Regions from separate parts of the Homo sapiens genome. Here all the other regions are linked to region 3. The links are chromatin loops, found by intact Hi-C in ENCODE. Cell type or tissue: endothelial cell of umbilical vein. All regions are shown on one strand. Links, peaks and the distances in the headings refer to the core of each region. The heading gives the core; the rest is flanking DNA.

The links. Hi-C counts contacts between places; a loop is a spot of excess contacts. Peaks named below come from ENCODE experiments on the same cell type or tissue, not always from the same donor. Only the 100,000 strongest peaks of a DNase experiment are listed, where the experiment ranks them.
Region 1: it touches region 3 in a loop (10-fold over the local background); 10 of 110 quality-filtered maps call a loop at or near these places.
Region 2: a loop joins it to region 3, with 5 times the contacts of the local background. A loop is called at or near these places in 8 of 110 quality-filtered maps.

The regions. Positions count from the first base shown.
Region 1 is chr5:128,839,255-128,844,994 of GRCh38, forward strand. All of the region lies in intron 4 of LOC105379168 (a long non-coding RNA gene), which reads left to right. Among named protein-coding and RNA genes, the nearest start is that of SLC27A6, 120 kb to the right of the region's middle. In endothelial cell of umbilical vein, for the core only: no CTCF peak of the experiment used is centred there; a DNase peak (open chromatin) is centred at 5,277.
Region 2 is chr5:128,672,550-128,678,289 of GRCh38, forward strand. All of the region lies in intron 2 of LOC105379168 (a long non-coding RNA gene), which reads left to right. Among named protein-coding and RNA genes, the nearest start is that of FBN2, 140 kb to the left of the region's middle. In endothelial cell of umbilical vein, for the core only: a CTCF peak has its summit at 2,491 (motif pointing left); a DNase peak (open chromatin) is centred at 2,492.
Region 3 is chr5:128,535,069-128,540,808 of GRCh38, forward strand. It overlaps FBN2 (fibrillin 2), which reads right to left and starts at 3,177. Exons shown (of 65, transcript NM_001999.4): 1 at 2,282-3,177; 2 at 1,334-1,416. The coding sequence starts at 2,535. RefSeq lists enhancers at 847-1,777, 3,503-4,003. In endothelial cell of umbilical vein, for the core only: no CTCF peak of the experiment used is centred there; DNase peaks (open chromatin) are centred at 2,433 and 3,293; H3K4me3 peaks cover 2,860 bases; H3K27ac peaks cover 1,511 bases.

The sequences.
Region 1 (5,740 bases), core at 425-5,424, 300 kb after region 3:
GGAATTGCAAAGTGATACAAGCATGTTGCTCTTGTATGTGGTATATAGAAATGTACCAGCAAACAGTACAGGATAGAAAGTCAGTTTATATAAGACAAATAAGGCACATTTTTAGTATTTAAAGAGCTGAAAGACATTTTCAGAGATTCCAGGTCCAATTGTTAAAAATAATTTTGTATCTCTAATGATAATTAGGGGTGTTCAATCTTTTGGCTTCCTTGGGCCACATTGAAAGAAGAATTGTCTTTGGTCACACGTAAAATATGCTAACACTAATGATGGCTGATGAGCTAAAAAACAAATTGCAAAAAAAGTCTTTTAACGTTTTAAGAAAGTTTACAAATTTGTGTTGGGCCACATTCAAAGCCATCTGAGATGCATGTGGTGCCTGGGTCATGGGTTGGGTAAGCTTGGATTATAGATAAAATATAGACACTGTAACATAAAGTGTCCACACCCTGGAAACTTTAATATTTGGAGTTCTGTGCTATTGGTTCTTCGAATAGTTTCAAAATAGATCTAACATAGTTACTATTTACATAGTTACAATAAATACCTACTATTTATTGAGTACCTAATATACATTTACTCGTTTAATATTTAATATCTAAATTAACTCATTTAAATATTCACAAATGGTAGAGGGAGAGAATGAATCCAGGGAGTCTAGGTGAGAAGCCCAGGCCAGAGACTATGAGGTAGAGGTTGTTGTTACACCAGTTTTAGAAGTGAGGAGACTGAGGCACAGATAGGTGGAGTCACTTGAGAAATGTAAATGGTAGGCTAACATTGTCTTTATGGTAGAATTATGAACTACACAAGAGATGGTCCGTCATGGCTCTACCATAATAGCACAGGCAGGTGTTCTATCTCAACAGACAAAACGAAGTTGAAGAGTTAGGGCTTCAGGAAATACAATATACAAAACTAGTTTAGAACATGCTCTTGGAGCTAATCACTAGGAAATCCAAGTTAGGGCACCCCCGTGGCACTTGAGCATTTACTCCAGCTCTGGGAATGCTGTGGAAAGAGAAATGGAAATCCAAGTACCAGCCACATTGGCTAGAAATCCAGGTCTCATGGGTATTTGCCTATCCAATTTATGAAGTTTTTTTGACTACAGAGCTTCAATTCAACTAAATATTTCTTGCAAGCCTTCAGTCTGCCAAGAACTGTGCTGTACACTATGGATACAAACATAACTGATGTACAGTTCAGACCTTCAAGGAGTTTTAACCTGGCAATGTAGCCTGATGTATGTACAAAGGCCCATAATACCAGGTGGAATGAACTCTAAAAGATATATGGATAAAATGGCATGAGAGTCTAAGAGAAAGCAGTTAATTGTGCTGAGAGTCAGAAGACAGGTGAATGCTGGTGAATTGGGATGACATGCAGAAGGAAAGAATCCAGCATGCATATAGACATGAATGAACTCTATGTGATTGATTCTGGATGTGGTAGTGGTCAGGCATAACCATAAATCAGGAAGCAAGAGGGAAAACCATAAGATGAAGTTAGGTGGGGGCTAGATTATCAAGAATATTGAATGTCATACTAAGTCACTGTATCTCTATACTGTAGATAATACAGAGTCATTAAAAGTTTTGTTTTTGAATAAGGGGTAAATGACATGATCTGATATTAATTTTACAAAGATGAATTTTAGAACAGGATGGGAGATAATGAAAGCAGAGAATCAAAGTAGAATGCATTTGTGATATAGTAAACAAGAAAAACTGGAGAAAACCCAAGCTGAGGAATATATTGGAGGTAGAATTGACAGGATTCTATCTGTAACCATTACATGTTTTGCAAGAAAAACTTGTGAATCATTACATGTGAGGTGAAAAGGATTGAGGGCCAGGGAAGTCTAGCTGACTCCAAGTTTTTTGCCTTGTGCAGGTGGGTTGATGCCTATGATACGTAGGAATAAGTGCACAAATGGAGAAGCCCATTTGGGATGTAGGACACAACGTGTACCATACTGGGCATGTTGATTCTGAGGGTCCCTATAATTTAAGCAGAGGTAGTAGGCAACCTGGGTGAGGAGTTTAGGAGAGGATATGATTGGGCCTTTCACATAGAGTTGGGAGGCATCATTCTTATACAAGTAACAGATGAAGCATGGAAATAGGTAGTTTCTCTTAATTAAAAGTATAAAATAGAAGCAAAGCAGATTAAAAAATTTGAATATATCTGTTTCAAGCAGTGGTTCTCAACATGTGGGCCTCTTAGACTAGCAGCATCAGAATCAAAATGCAAATTATCAGGCCCTACCCGAGACTTAGTGAACCAGAAACTTTTGGTTGGAATCTAGCAACCTATGTTCCAGGTGCTTCTGATGTACCCTAAAGTTTACTATATTGGGAGAAAAATAGGAACCATTAAAGAAAAAGTCTGAGAAATAGGCAGGAGTGTGATGTCACAGACTCATTCACAGACATAATTTCAGGTATGGTCAGGGTCAGATACTGCAGAAATTTCAAGTGTTGAACGGACTGATTCAACTATGCATTGGAAACATTACAAGGGTAATTTTCCATTAAAAATTCAGGAGTAATAAGATCATAGCTGGTGGTGGTAGATTGAAGTCAAGATAACAGAATGGAAATGTAGGCTACTTACTCAAGAAGATTTTTAAAGAGGTAAGATGTTTATGTGTTGATGACAATTTTTAAAGAATATGGGTGACCAAGGAAAGTTTGGGGATTTGTTTGAAGCAAAAAATTTGAATATGATCTTGTGTTAAGGGAAAGTAGGATAATAATTGATGAAACAAGGTTCTGAAGGAGTAATTGGATAGAAGAGGATGGGATGAAGATCACATACTGAGAGACTAGAGAAATGGTGGAGGCAGGCCTCCTTTTGAAAAAGGAGATGAGACTTAGAAAACATAAGGTTAAGTTTGTAGCGGGAAAGGAGACAACTTGAGGGAGTTCATGCCAACAAAACTGTTCCCAAGGAAGCAACAGGAGAGGCCATTTTCTTTGAGTGAGAGCTGGCAAGACTAGGAGAACTTGAGAGTGGTCATGGTTTGAAAAAGTTCTGTGGGAGTGGGAACATTGGAGGGAGCCCAATGACCTGTCAACCCCAAAAGGCCTCAGTTTCCTCTTCTTGCTCAGTTCTTAGGTTTTTGTACATTTCTCAAGATGTAATATGTCAACATATTCTTAATGCCCCACCTTGTGGCCTGGCAGAAAGTAAGGTATTTATTTTTCTTGAGAAACTCACCCAACTCTGGCACAGTTTTGATATCAAACTCAGGTCAGCTGAGTGGATAACACCAGCACTCAACTGGCTCAATTCACACCAGCCAACCTAATTAAGAAGAAACTAAAGACTGTTGTTTGTGGGCTTAAAAAGACAAACTAATGGGGTGAATTAATTAATTTTGAGGATCAAACGTTCGGAAATAATGATAATAATGCATGAGTGTTACGATTTGCATTTATCCTGCAGATAAGTTTTCTGGTATTTGCACAGGCATGAAATGAATTAGGTAAATGCATTTTCCAGATCTTCCCATTGTTTTAAAGCATATAATAGCATTTCAATTTATATAGTCTAGACTTGTTATCTCATACTGCTATTAAGCCATCAAACTCACAGAATTTCCCAAGCCACAGATTTCCCTTTTGGCCATTTTCACTCACCAGTTCTGTCCCAACAAACAAAGTGTACATTACTCATAGATTTGAGACATGAGTAGAGAGTGAAGTTAATATTGTTGGATGACTCTACAAATATGAAAAAGAATTATATTCTATTTATTAATTTCTTAGAAGTAATCCAGGCTACCATTTGTAAATGCTCCAAATAACTGAGGTCTTTGACCAGAGATAGCTTAACTTTTGGGAACTTGCTCTTTCAGCCCTATTACAGACAGAAGTCTGGAGGACCAAATCATTCAGTTAGAAAAGGAAACTTCTCAGAAAGCATATGCTCCTCTTTACTTCCAGTCATTAAAAAAGATCCCCCAGCTTTCAAGTTCATGAATAGAATCTGGAAAGCGAAAATATCAGATGGTTAGATGTGCCTATTAGTGCATCTCCTAAAGCCTAATCAAAAACTAAGATGGTTGTGGGCATGAATAAAATGTGGAAAGATTTGGGAAGTGGTGAAGGGCATAACAATGGAGTAGACAGGATATGTGCTTTGAATTTACCTCATGGAATTAAGGAGCTTGCAGAAATCAATCATTGTTCCTATTTAATTGAATTCCTTTTTAATTGAGTATCTAGAATAAGTACTGAATAACTATCTGCATATGAACTTCTACTTGGAGTAAAAAGTCAAAGTTTTTGCCTTTAATTTTATGTTGTAAAGTTTTTCTTATTTCTGTAATATTTTCTGTTCCAAGTATTAAATTTATTATAGGTTAAAAAACACTTTTTTGTAGAACTAGGAATGGTGAAAATCTTTGTTCACTGGAGACTTACTATCTTTAAATTGTAAAATCCCCCAAACTACTTAACAATACCAATAGTAAAAATTCCCAAATGCCAACATTTATTTTATTCTTTGTCTTCTGCTTCTAAATCCAATATCTGTGATTGTATACAGAATGTTTCCCTCAAAAATACCTTTATAACAATTTCTTTGGGATGAAAAGAGAGCTATAAGGTTTAACTGAAGTAATAACATTTTTGAAATGAAAGATGCCACTCGGTTCATCATTTTATACAAACATATTCTTGTTATATCAAATTCAAACTACAAAAATATGGAAAGCTAATAGTGCAAGTTTTCCTTTACCTTTCCTTAAACATACTTCTGTCTGGAGGTCATCACTACATCAGTGAATGTTTCCTTCTAGAACCTTCCTTATGCATTAGTTTTCTTTGGTTTGATAATACTGTACTACAGAGAGTTGTAGGCTGCTCTCTCTGTGCCTAGAATACAGAAAAATAAAAAAAGATAAAATATTTAGATGGACCAGTAAAAATCTGAAGACAAGAAAGAGTTTCCAAAGCCCAAAAAATAATTGAAGCCTTAACATTTTATTACATAGCCTTATCAGTATCAGCTTAATGGTGCAAATATTTTGTACATTTGTGATCACTTACCACAAATACCACATAAATGAACAAACATATGTAATGTGCTCTTGGAATTTACATTCTATATGAAGACTTAATGTGTAGTGTCTTCAAAATTATGAATAAATAATTTTTGAAATAATGAAAAAATTCTAAGGCTTTTGAGAGACTATTGTGTCAGTAAATTGACCATTTAAATTTTCCAAGTGATGTCAGAATTAAAATTTGTGGAAGACTGCCCTCTAATGGATAAATAAGTATTTGATATGTTCTACAAAAAGAAAAAGGGTGCTTGAAAGACACACAAATCAAATTGCTATCCTAATGCTAGTATCTTATAGTGTCGTTTATGTTAGCATACATTTACAATAAAGCAGAGAGATTTTTTTGGAGTCCATACCATACCCTAACTGTTTATATTAAAGGTCATTCAGGGTCAATTTTTGCACAGCATAAAACATCCCTTTAATATGAATCTTGTATTTGTCTTCATGGGAATCATCATAAAACTTGGCAAAATCACCAGACAGCCTATATAATTATTGACAGTCCTGCAGAGATGGTGTCATTTCAAACACTGCCGATTATTTCTCACAGCTGAGAGTAAAAGTGGCAAATAATCCAATTACTTAAAGAAATAATTCAATACTATATGTTCTCTGCACCTAAAATACTTTTTAATGATCATCATACTAGGG
Region 2 (5,740 bases), core at 425-5,424, 140 kb after region 3:
TCTGAGAATCTCACCTTAATAACATTTACAATTTTGAGAAATTCCATGATTTTTCTTTTAACATAATCACACTGAGATTTGAAAATATTTAATGCATCTGAGAAGAATATGTTTAGTCAGAAAGAATAAGGGTTTGGATTCTTTACAGTTCCAGTTGTAAAATAAATGTCTTTCACCCAAATTTAGGGCTCTGGGCAAGCTGGGACAGAAAGGACAGCGTGTTGTGATTCCCTTTGTAAAACCAGTCAGATGTGCTCAAGGGGAAAAACTGGGGAGAAACTAGCAGTCTTGACATTGTGGATTGTGGGGAACCAGGTTTGTTTGAGACAAGCTAGGGAACTATTGGATCCAGTTAGCATTCAGAGAGAGTAAGAGAATTGATGCTTCCATAGGTAGACAGATATAAAGTAAAGCTTATGAAACCAAATCTACAAAAAGGCTCCAGGTCATCATTAGCAGAAAAGTTAATTAGAAAACGTGCTTTGAAAGTTAATTTCTTCAATAGTTACCTAACTTCTATCTTTGCTTTAAATAGAAACAACTTTATTAAATAGACAGAAGGCAGCTGTCTGCTGTCATAAAAAAACTTTTTAAAAACAAAAATTTATATATTGATTCCCCTGAGAGGTGTTTGGCTGCTACTCTCATAGCAGCACGTGACTGAGATAAGTCTACTATTGCTGTTCAGCTAGTCCTCAGTAGAAAACAATGAGCATAGGATTTCAGCTTTCAGGGTGAAGTCTATTTCCTGGAGAAATAGGGAAACCTCTACATTTTCCCCTTTCTCAGATTTTTCTTATTTAACAGAAATGATACTCCGTAAGAGCAGAATTGCCAAATATTAGTGTTCTTTGTAGCGGGTTAAATAATGAGTATTATTCTGACTCTACATCCTGAAAAAACCTGATCTTTCATAGATTTGCATGAATCAATCAGGATTCAGAAAGGTTGGTTAAAAGACATAGGATACACAAAAATAAAATCCCATTTTCAGATTGGATCAACTTGCCATGGAAATTATTACCAACATCATTTTTGTGTAGCTCTTCCAAACCTCAATTTGGCTTTCTTGCTTGGAAACACATAATTGCACAAACTATGCTCCCCAGAGACACTTTCCTGCACCTGAAAAAAAATCCAGTTATGCCCACAGACATGAACAAAAGAGCATGGATAGCCGAAATGAATCTCTCTTCCAAATGGGTAAAGGGACTCAGGCAGTGGCACATTGAGGTATTAAACATGTACTTTTTTTTTTTTTTTTTTTTTGCCACATTGATTGACCTACCAGAAAGCAGAATTGAAGAATGTTGTGGTTTTACTTGGGAGGTGGGTTCAAAAGCTTTTTGCTGCTAAATGGTATGGATAATTTGTATTTTATTTTATGATGAAAAATAGACTTATCCTGACTGAAACCTCTTAGCAAAAACCCTTTCCAACTTTTCAGCGAGGTTCTATTGAATCAAGTGCTTTAAGTTGATCTTCAGTTTCTGGCTTCAGAAAAAAATACCATGTCCATTCTGAAATGGAACAAAGTTTAAACACAGCTTTCTGGGTGGTTTGACACAATTCTAAACTAAAGACTTGTGCACTCACAGCATGACCAAGATTACCTCCCCGCCTCCTGCTGTTTCTTTATGGTGGCCCTTGATTGCAAACCTGCTATTACAGCCTTCTGGAATCCTTAACCCTTTCAAAGTAGTTTTTTTCCTTCCTGTCTTTCTTAGTTCGCTCCATATTTTAGAGATGGGTCTTGCTGAATCATCTCAGAATTTGTGATTTTTGTAGACCTGTCACACCCTCTAGGCTTTCATGGTACAATGAAGTTCATTACATTTTAATTTTTAAGTCATATTTTTATTATGAAAGTCTGCCTCAGATTTTATGAGTGAAATGAATGTTGGTTCAGAGCATGGGATCTAGGGCCAAACAACACTACCTGGGTTCAAATCCATGCTTTCCTTGTTAGCTATAGTATGCTTTTTGGACTGTTTTGTCTTCTGTAATTAGTTTTTTCATATGTAAAAAGGTTCAAAACCAAAGCTACCTCAGAGAGTTGTGAAGAGTAAATAAGCCAATGCATGTAAAGTGCCTAGAACTGTGTGTGGCACATATGAGCTCCAGAAATGTTAGCTATTACTGACCAAAAGTAGAATGTGATGTTTCAGGTGTGGGAAAGAGTAAACTTTTCAAAATTTAAATGATTCTCAGGATCCTGTGAATGATTGATACAGACCATCTAGTCACATTGGTAAATGTCATTAAAGACCAAGATTCGAGGTATTTAAGTTTCTTTTTATGTAGAGTAGGAATAGATATTTTTTTATAAAGACTTAGAGGCAGCCAAACATACCTATCATATAAGAATCGACCATATAAAAGTATTGGGGGGGAAAAAACTATAACTAGTTATCGAATGTGTGTTTCCTCCTAGGACTGTGAAATCAATGATACTCTGAGATATGCAGGGATATAGCTCCCTGCTGCCCCATAGTGGCAGTTGTTGTCAGTACAGTTTCCTCCCTGCAGGTCGTTAGTGGGGCTCCATGGAAATTCAACCAGTAGATTGCTAGGAAGGTAAATACAACCTACTGTATTCTTATCAGTAAAGGCCAGTGGCAATAATAGATAAGAAGAAAAGAAACAAGATCCCACCCACATAAGAAAAGAAATGTAAGTATCAGAAAGAAGTATCCTGTGAATTAATGTTGCCTGAGAAAAATGCCATTAATCCAAATGGCATGAACAGAGTGGCCCTAAATTGCTGTGAGCCTACATGAATTACTGCAGATTGGCTCTTGAAAACCTGCTACTTTATTCTCACTGTCTGTTTGTCTATCTATCATCTAAATTATTTTTCAAGCAATACTACCCTTATAGTATGTAGGGGCACTTTGAAAGCTAGTAATTTGGTGACACTTCAAGCCATTATATTTGAAAAACATTTTTTATTCTTTATTTAGAAAAGAGACTGAGCTTACAAAGGCAAGTCATGATGCATGGCACTGAGGATCATAGCTACCTTAGCCACATCTCTGCCCTCCTGAGCAATTCAGCTCTGCCTCCAAACTTGCATTTCCTACTCAGCAAAGTGAAAGTTCTATGAGTAAGTCAATTCCCCATTCTTAGAAAGCAATTTGTGATCATTTACTGTTTATAGACAACATTACCTATCAATACCAAGCAGCTTATCAAAGTGTTAACTCTGCACATATAGGTCTCTAATAAGGGTCCTGGTCGGTAGATACTTCCATATCTCACTGTAATTTCAGTCAGATTTTGGCAACTGCTAGTTGTTAGTGTCTTAGTTGCCTGTCTGTGCTTTCCCCAGGCTTCAAAACTTGGATTTTATCATCTGTCATGTTCCCACATCCAATATGTTGCCAGATTTGGTCCATCTGGTCTTGCAATATGACCTCCCACCATGCTTTTCTCTGCATTCCCCTGACACTGCCAAAACCCAAGCTCAATTACATCTCATCCAAATTTTGCCACAGCCTTAAACTTATCTCCCTCCCATCCTCTGTAAAGAAACAATGTGGTAGATTGAAGATATTATATGTTTTGGAGTCAGAGAAACCTCAGTTTGAATTCCAGTTTCACCACTTACTTTGCTGTGTGATCTTTGGCAATTGATCTTAATATGCATCTTAAAAAGGAGAAATAATAATCTCTTCAAAGAATCTAACACCCTGTTTGGCACAGTGTTGATACTTTAAAATGCCAGTTACCATTTTCCTTTCCCTTCTCTGTGGAAGATTCAAGGGCAGGCTAGAAGAAACCATCTCGTTGGTTACAGGTAATAAAATAGTGCATTTTAAATTACAGAGAATTTAAAGTTAACTGTGTAAATAACTGAAAGAACATTTGTTTGTTATTATATCCTGCACTTATAACCCTAAATAATGTCAGTGATAAAATGCTTCTCTTCTAAAAAATCCTTTTTTGGTATATGTTCTAAAGAATAGCTGCTATTGTTGTTGAGTTTCAACAGTAACATCAATTTATAGTAGCTTAAAATCAGCACATTTATGTTACCTACCTTTTGATAAGGTTTGGCTGTGTCCCCACCCAAATCTCATCTTGAATTGTAGCTCCCACAATTCCCATGTGTTGAGGGAGGTACCTAGTGAGAGGTAATTGAATCATGGGGGTGGGTCCTTCTCATACTGTTCTCGTGATGGTGAATAAGTCTCATGAGATCTGATGGCTTTATAATGGGGAGTTTCCCTGCACAAGTTCTCACTTTGCCTGATGCCATTCATGTAAGAGATGACTTGCTCCTCCTTACCTTCTGCCATGAACGTGAGGCCTCCCCAGCCATGTGGAACTGTGAGTCCATTAAAACTATTTCCTGTATAAATTACCCAGTCTCAGGTATGTCTTTATTAGCAACATGAAAACTGATGAATACACTTTCAATAAACACTGTATTGTACATAGGCATTAATCCAGAGAACTTTCAGTTATACAGCTTACCCCTGACATACAGATTCAGTCTTTGCCCACAGAGAACATACATAGCAGGTTGGAAGTATGCAAGCATGTTCCAGGCGTGATTCAAGTATTCCGATCTTGTAGTACTACCTATTCCTGCATTTAAACAGTTGATCTGAAATGAACAATTATAACTCAAGGTCTGTGAAGATAAAAAAGCAGAATTTGAATTAATTCCATTTCATGACCATTAAGAGTTATTTGCATTTAAATTTTCTGAAATTATTGTGAAATAGGATTTTTATGACTCTCTGCCAAACTTATGTCTGAGACTGTTTGAAACAACCTGTAGTATATTGGTTGCTTCAGATAAAATAAAATTTTGAAACTTAAAATTAACAAAACATGTTCTTTAGTCAACTTTGAATGAAGAGAGATTGATAAATATAGCTATATTTGCTATGGAACAGGAATATGAAAAACTATTGATTTTGATAAAGTTGCAGAAATCAAGGCTTTTAACAGAAACTGTAATGTTAATATTCATTATTGTGTCAAATAAACATGCATGTATAAGATTTTTCTCTTTTTCCAAAAATATTTTAGACATTTACAAGTGTATACCATAATACATACTATATATTGCTCTCTTTTACTGATTTTGTTTTTAATTTTTTTAGTGGTATAATTACATTGTAAAGTTTTAGAAAAGAAAATCTTAATGGTTCCATTTCTTTTCTAGCCATTGTCCTTATTTATCTCATTTTATGTTTATTACTGAAAATAAGTTTGTTATAAAGAGGAGGTAGGTGTTAAAAAGTGATGCACTTTATGTGTCAAATATAGCACCAACCCATCTTAACTCCAGGCCTCTCTCTTCAATTCTTTTCAAATATTAATGTCACTTATTTTTCTTGAGGCACAAATCTGATCATGCCATTTGTCTGTCAAATATTTTCTGGGGCATATTCTTTCATGCTGAAAGAAAGTTGCATGAAACTGCATTAGTGTGTGGCATTCATGGATTACCACCTCCTTGGGAATGCCATCTCCCCATCTTCTTTTCCTGTGTCCATAACTACTTGCAAGTCCACAAACAGGCCCTTTCAGGCCCTGCCTCCCACCTGTGCATATTGTTAACCTCACCTGGAATGCCTGGGCATCTTCTTTCTTCGTCTTCTCTAATCTTGTACTGGACCAACATCAGATTTGGGCTATCCTTTCATAAAACCTCTCCTGATGCTCCCAGGGAAAAAAAAATCATGCTCCTTTCCTCAGAATTTTCAGAGCTCTTGGGTTATGG
Region 3 (5,740 bases), core at 525-5,524:
TTCTGTGTTGGAGAGAAAAGAATGCAGAACATGTTCTTTTAAAAAATAAAGCAAAGGCTTATTATAATCAGAGGATTTGTTCAAAATATTTATAAGTCACTTTAAATAACACAGTTGTTTCCTATTTTTGCCATTGGAAATAGTGGGATGTTAAGGTAGAAAAAATAAGAAGAAATTAGTCTTTATGACACTGGAGATTTCATCTCTTTTTTAAAAACTGCCCAGAAATAACATTAAGCATCTATCTCAAAACCACAAAACCAATAAATACAGAGTTAGAAATGCCACTACATCCTTATTATCCCTTGGTTAGTGTGCCTTGCCCTTTTTCTCTGTTCACAGTTGCATAATTATTTTCTCCCTGGAGAACATGGAGGTCAATCTAAAGTCAAGACTGGCTCTAAATGAATGTGCTGTCTATGATACCTGGCTCTCCTTCCAACAAGACAAATGTGGTTGTGCTACATAAACACACAGGAGAAGGCCAGTCACACTGCAAGTCACAAATTTACAGGCATATGAAATAAGACATCCCAGAGTCCGTGACTGTGAGGCTGATAACTAATGAGCTCTCCAATTAGAACTTGGAGAACTGGTTATACACTTTGGAAACAGAATAAAATAATCAAAACTTTTAAGGTCAGAGATACAGAATTTTTCAAGGTCTAAGATTCATACTTTGGAAATCTACTGCACACTATTGAGGTTCAGGGTCTGGAAACCCTAAATTTAAACGTCTTCCAAAAAGCAAAAAAAAAAAAAAACTCAAGCCCCTTTGTAAGAGTTCTGTCTTTTAAAAGTTTGTTAACTTAGGTCAACACTAAATCCGCGAGAATGCTCCTTTCGTATCTAGGTTATGTGGTTGTTGATATAAAACCAGAAATAAGAAAGTGGTTTTATATAAATGCCTAAGAAATCTTGATCTTCATAAGGCCCAAACCTCAAGCAGAGTTAAAAGCCTGATAATTTGCATAATAACATGTGGTCTCATCTGGATTTTTTACAGAAAAAGTGGTTTTGAGTTATCTAGATAATTGCTCTACTCCTCCCCTCTTCCAATTTGTATTAATAGACATAGAAAGATAAAACTTTCAATTATCTTTGAAATCTTTATCATTATTGCCCTTCAACAGAGTCTAGAAGTGAAGTCTGAACTGACTCAAACCGGTTGAGTCTTCCCCACTATTCAAATGGGGCCGCGTCCCGATTATCAGTGCAATGTGATCACTTGATTTTAAACGCAACTATGCGTCCAAATGGCTGAGTGCAAGAGGTCGGCCGGAGATAGGGCCGAGTGCGCTGCCCCAAGCTGCGATCCCTGCCAAGCACTCACGGACAATGCACTGGTTTCCTCCAGGGAGCGTCTTCCATCCAGGGCAGCAGTAGGAGTGGAATCTGGAGCCGCACACGTTGGGCCTGTGATGGACAAGCGCGGTCACGTAACAGATAGGTAGAGGGATGCAGCAACATATAAACGGTCTTCGTAAGCAATGCCCCGAGCGAGTAGATTTCAGGACAACAAACAAATCAAAATTACACTTCAAATTATTGGAGATCGGGAGGCAGACGTGGAAGCAAAAGAGCTAGATGCTGGAATGCAGGAGGGTCAGAAATGTCTAAACACTGCCTTTCATCTGTCGTCCCTTGCCTGCCTTTTTAAAGGGCGAAAAGAGGCATGGAAACATATAATTTGCTACTATTCTAGCTTCCAGATGCAGAGAACAAAGGGACCATTCCGTTCCAAAGAATCCTTGCCCTCCTTCCCAAATCCATTCCTCCTTGGTCAACTGTTACTTTGGCCCCGACGTGTCAAGGAAAGCGCGTCGCAAGGTGGAGCGCTCGGGTTGACGATGAGAAGGTGAGCTGTGAACCCTGCACACGTCCTCAAACAAAAGGCTCACGAGCGGCGGCCCCGACGTGGGGAGCAAGCAGGCTTCTCTGGCCCCTGCAGCAGGCGGACCCAGGCCCGCCTGCCGCCGGACATTCAGAACCTGTTCCCGCAGCGCGAGCTCTGCACACGCTCTGCGATCGGCACCCCTGGACCCCCTAACCACCCGCCGCCCAACCCCCGGAGAGAGGGCTTTCCGCCCGCTGAGCTGCGGGGTTGGGAAGGAAAAGGGGGACGCGCTCCTGGGGGTCTTTGGATATTCTGGCAAAGGGGGCTGCAGCTCTAGGCTCCAGCTAAAGGGTCTGGGACGGAGTGGGCCAGAAAGCCGCCAAACTGAGGATTCCCCCCTCCCCCAAGCCGGAGCCCTAGGTGCGGAGCCGCTTGCCCACTTACCCTCGGAGCACGTCCTGCTGTCCTCGCCGGCGGACGCGGCTGGCCACTGCGGCACCCTCCTCGCGATACTCGGGCGCTAGAAACCCGCCTTCAGAGCCTGCTGTAGCGGACCGAACCTGTTGCGGCGGCGGCTGGGGCCGGGGCGGCTTGGGCGGAGGAGGCTGAGGCTGGCCGGCCGTGCCCTGCGCCCAGAGCACCACACAGCCCAGCCACAGGAAGTAGAGCTGGAGACACAGCCTCCGTCTTCTCCCCATCGCCGGCGCCGAAAGCGCGCGGCCGTAGACCCGCGGAGAGGGAGTGATCAAAGACAAAATCTGCGCGCCTCAGAAAAGAGTCAGGGTCTAATAAGCCCTTCGTCGGCTCCGGGGACTCCCTCGGGCTCGGGCTCCCTGCTCTAGCTGGAGACCTCGACAGAGCGCCGGCCCCCTGACTGCCCGCGAAGCGAGACGCGGGGCGCCGGGTCTAGCGCAGTGAGCGGCGAGGCGCGGCGGAGGTGCAGCCGGCAGCCCCGAGCGGTACACGTTGCATAACCGGCCTAAAGCCCCGAGCGACTCCAGGACCGTCAGCGGGCGGGGGAGGAAATTACAAAAGCCCTGGCGTAAAATTTCAAAAAATGTGAACCTCAAAAGAAAAAAGGGCCTGCACGCAGAGCTCGGCGGATTCCCGTGCGCTCCGAAGACGGATATTGGAAAGCTGCAAAAGTCACCAGAAAGAAACAGGCAAGCAAACAAAAGTCGCCCCCAGAAGAAGAGGAGGGTTCCCTCCGGGCTCGCTCGGAGTCCCACAGGGCAACGAAGCGCGGGTAGCGGCTGCGGAGCCGGGCGGAGGTGCGCGGGGCCGGGGCGTGCGGCCAGCAAGAGAGAGGGCGGGAGGCTGGGCGCTGGAGAAGATGCGGCGGTGGAGGGCGCGGCGCGGGGGTTTTAGAGGCCCGGCGGGGCGCGGGGCGGGCCGGCGGGCGGCGGCTGTCAGTGGGGGCGCGGCCGTCCACACGTGGGGCTCAACCCGGACTGAGAGGCCGGCGCAGAGTGGGCGGGGACAGAGTAAGGGAGAGATCGGGACTGAGGAACGAGGGGAACCAGGGTTGGGTGAGGGGAAGAGGAAGGAAGGGGGGGAGGGCGAAGGGAGGGAAGAGGACGGAGATTGGGGAGAAGGGGGGCGAACCCGAGAGGAAGGCCGGGCTGGAAGAGGGACTTGGAAAGAGGGATTGGCGAGCCCGGGTGCGAGAGGAAATGAGCGGGGGATGGGGGCGAAGTTAGGGCAAAGAGAGAAGTGGGAAAGGAGAGGGAGGGCCAAGGTCCGGGCGCCGAGAGGAGGGGCCCGGGGGGCCGGCTGGAGGGGGCGAGGCGCTAGGCGGCTTTGCTTCCCGTCCCCGTCAATTGGCCGCTAGCTCTGTTTTGACTGCCTGTACAAAGCGAGTAGACGGCGGGGGATGGGGCGATTAGGGACCGGATTTGGGAAAGGAGGCAGCAGCCCCTTCCCCTCCCCCTCCGTCCTCGCCCGGCCGCGGACCAGGGACTAGGGTGCCTAAGCGCGCCAGGCTTGGCCGGACCCGCAGCTGAACTGACCCGCAGCTGAACTTCCCCGCCGGACAGAGGCCGCAAGGTTGAGGATGAGAACGGGTCTTTCTGTAGGGTCCCGGCCCCTGACCTGGGATGGGGGGATTCGCAGTCAGCCAGGAATAGAGGCTCACGGGGCTGTTGGTTGCAGCCTCAATCCAAGAAGGAGGAGACCTCCCCTTTGCCCTCCTACCCCCACCGCCCCACCGGGAGCGGCGTCAGTCTGCGGGACCAAATTAGGGGCTGGGAGTTTCCAGATTGAAATGCGCCCTCCACCACCAAGAGGGAGCTCACGCGGCCGCGGGGGGCCGAGGCAGCCAGCCGGCGCCGCGGTCCTGGGGAGTCCGTGCAGGGGTGTGCTCTGGTGTGAAACCTGGCAGGACTCTGCCTGGGCTTGCATGCAGGGAGGGGTTAGAGACTCTGAAATGTACTAGCGGGCAGGGTGGTGACAAGGCGGGTAAATGAGGCTCGGGGCATGCCCTTGCTTCCTGGCTTGGACCCCTTCTGATTGATTAAATCCTAGCAATTGGTGCAACCCTCTGTACCTCTTAGAGTGCCTCTCACCGGCCTGCTCTGGGTTCTTCCTTTGTGGCCCTCCTTTCATGAAATCTCTGTGAAGTCCTGGTCATTTCTCATTTAGTGGAATATCACAATTTAAAAATCAAACACTCCTGAAAACAAGGAGAGACCATCCAAGCACAGTTTGCGAAACAGTACAAAAGAGCAGTGTCTGGTTTATTCAAGCCTAGAAAACCTTAGTTTAAAGGGGAAAATGTTGAATATGTATAGGAGGGTGTGTGTGTGTGTGTGTGTGTATATATATACACGTACATATATACATATATACACATAACATATATATGATATATATCATATATCATATATATCATATATCATATATATGATATCATATATATGATAGATCATATATGATATATCATATATATGATAGATCATATATATCATATATATGATATATGATATATGATATATATGATAGATCATATATGATCTATCATATATATCATATATCATATATATCATATATATCATATATATCATATATATCATATATATCATATATCATATATATCATATATATCGTATATATCATATATCGTATATATCATATATATCATATATCATATATATCGTATATATCATATATCATATATATCATATATCATATATATATCATATATCATATATATGTATTTCTGGCCCAAATTGCCCAGATGTGCTATTTGACAGCCAAAATTCTCCAGTAATTGGCACAACTCCCTCCTTTATTTCTCCATGTAGTCAAAGGGTCTGAAGGTAGTACCCCTTGTTACAGTATTCTCATAAAGCAGAAGAAAAGATAAGAGTTACATAATTTCATGTGAGACACCGATTTGTTAAAATCCAGAGAAAGAGCAATACAGTTATTTTCACGTACTTCGCTTCAAATAATAAAATTATTTAAACTAAAAGAGCTAACTAATGTAACTATCTCCTGGTTTAAAGCAGTGTTTTAGTCATACCATTTAAAACATCCTGTATCTGCTTTTTTTGTTGTTGTTGCTGTTGTTTAATACTTACGTGGCTTCATGGTTCATTCCTGTCCATCACATTAAATCTAAATGCTCTAGAATTGCCTATGCCTTTACCCTTTGATCCAGCAATTCCACTTTTAGGAACCTATATAAAAGATACATAGACAAAAAAAAATGAAATGGTGCATACATTTGACTGTTCTTTGCAGCACTGTTTATAATAGTGAAAGACTAGAAACACAAACTTCCCATGAACAAGCAACTGTTGTGTATGACTTCATCTATTCAGTGAAGTATTATGCAGCTGTCAAATATGAATGAAGAGAAACTCTGTATGCTCTTAGAGAGTGATCTCTAGCATATACAGT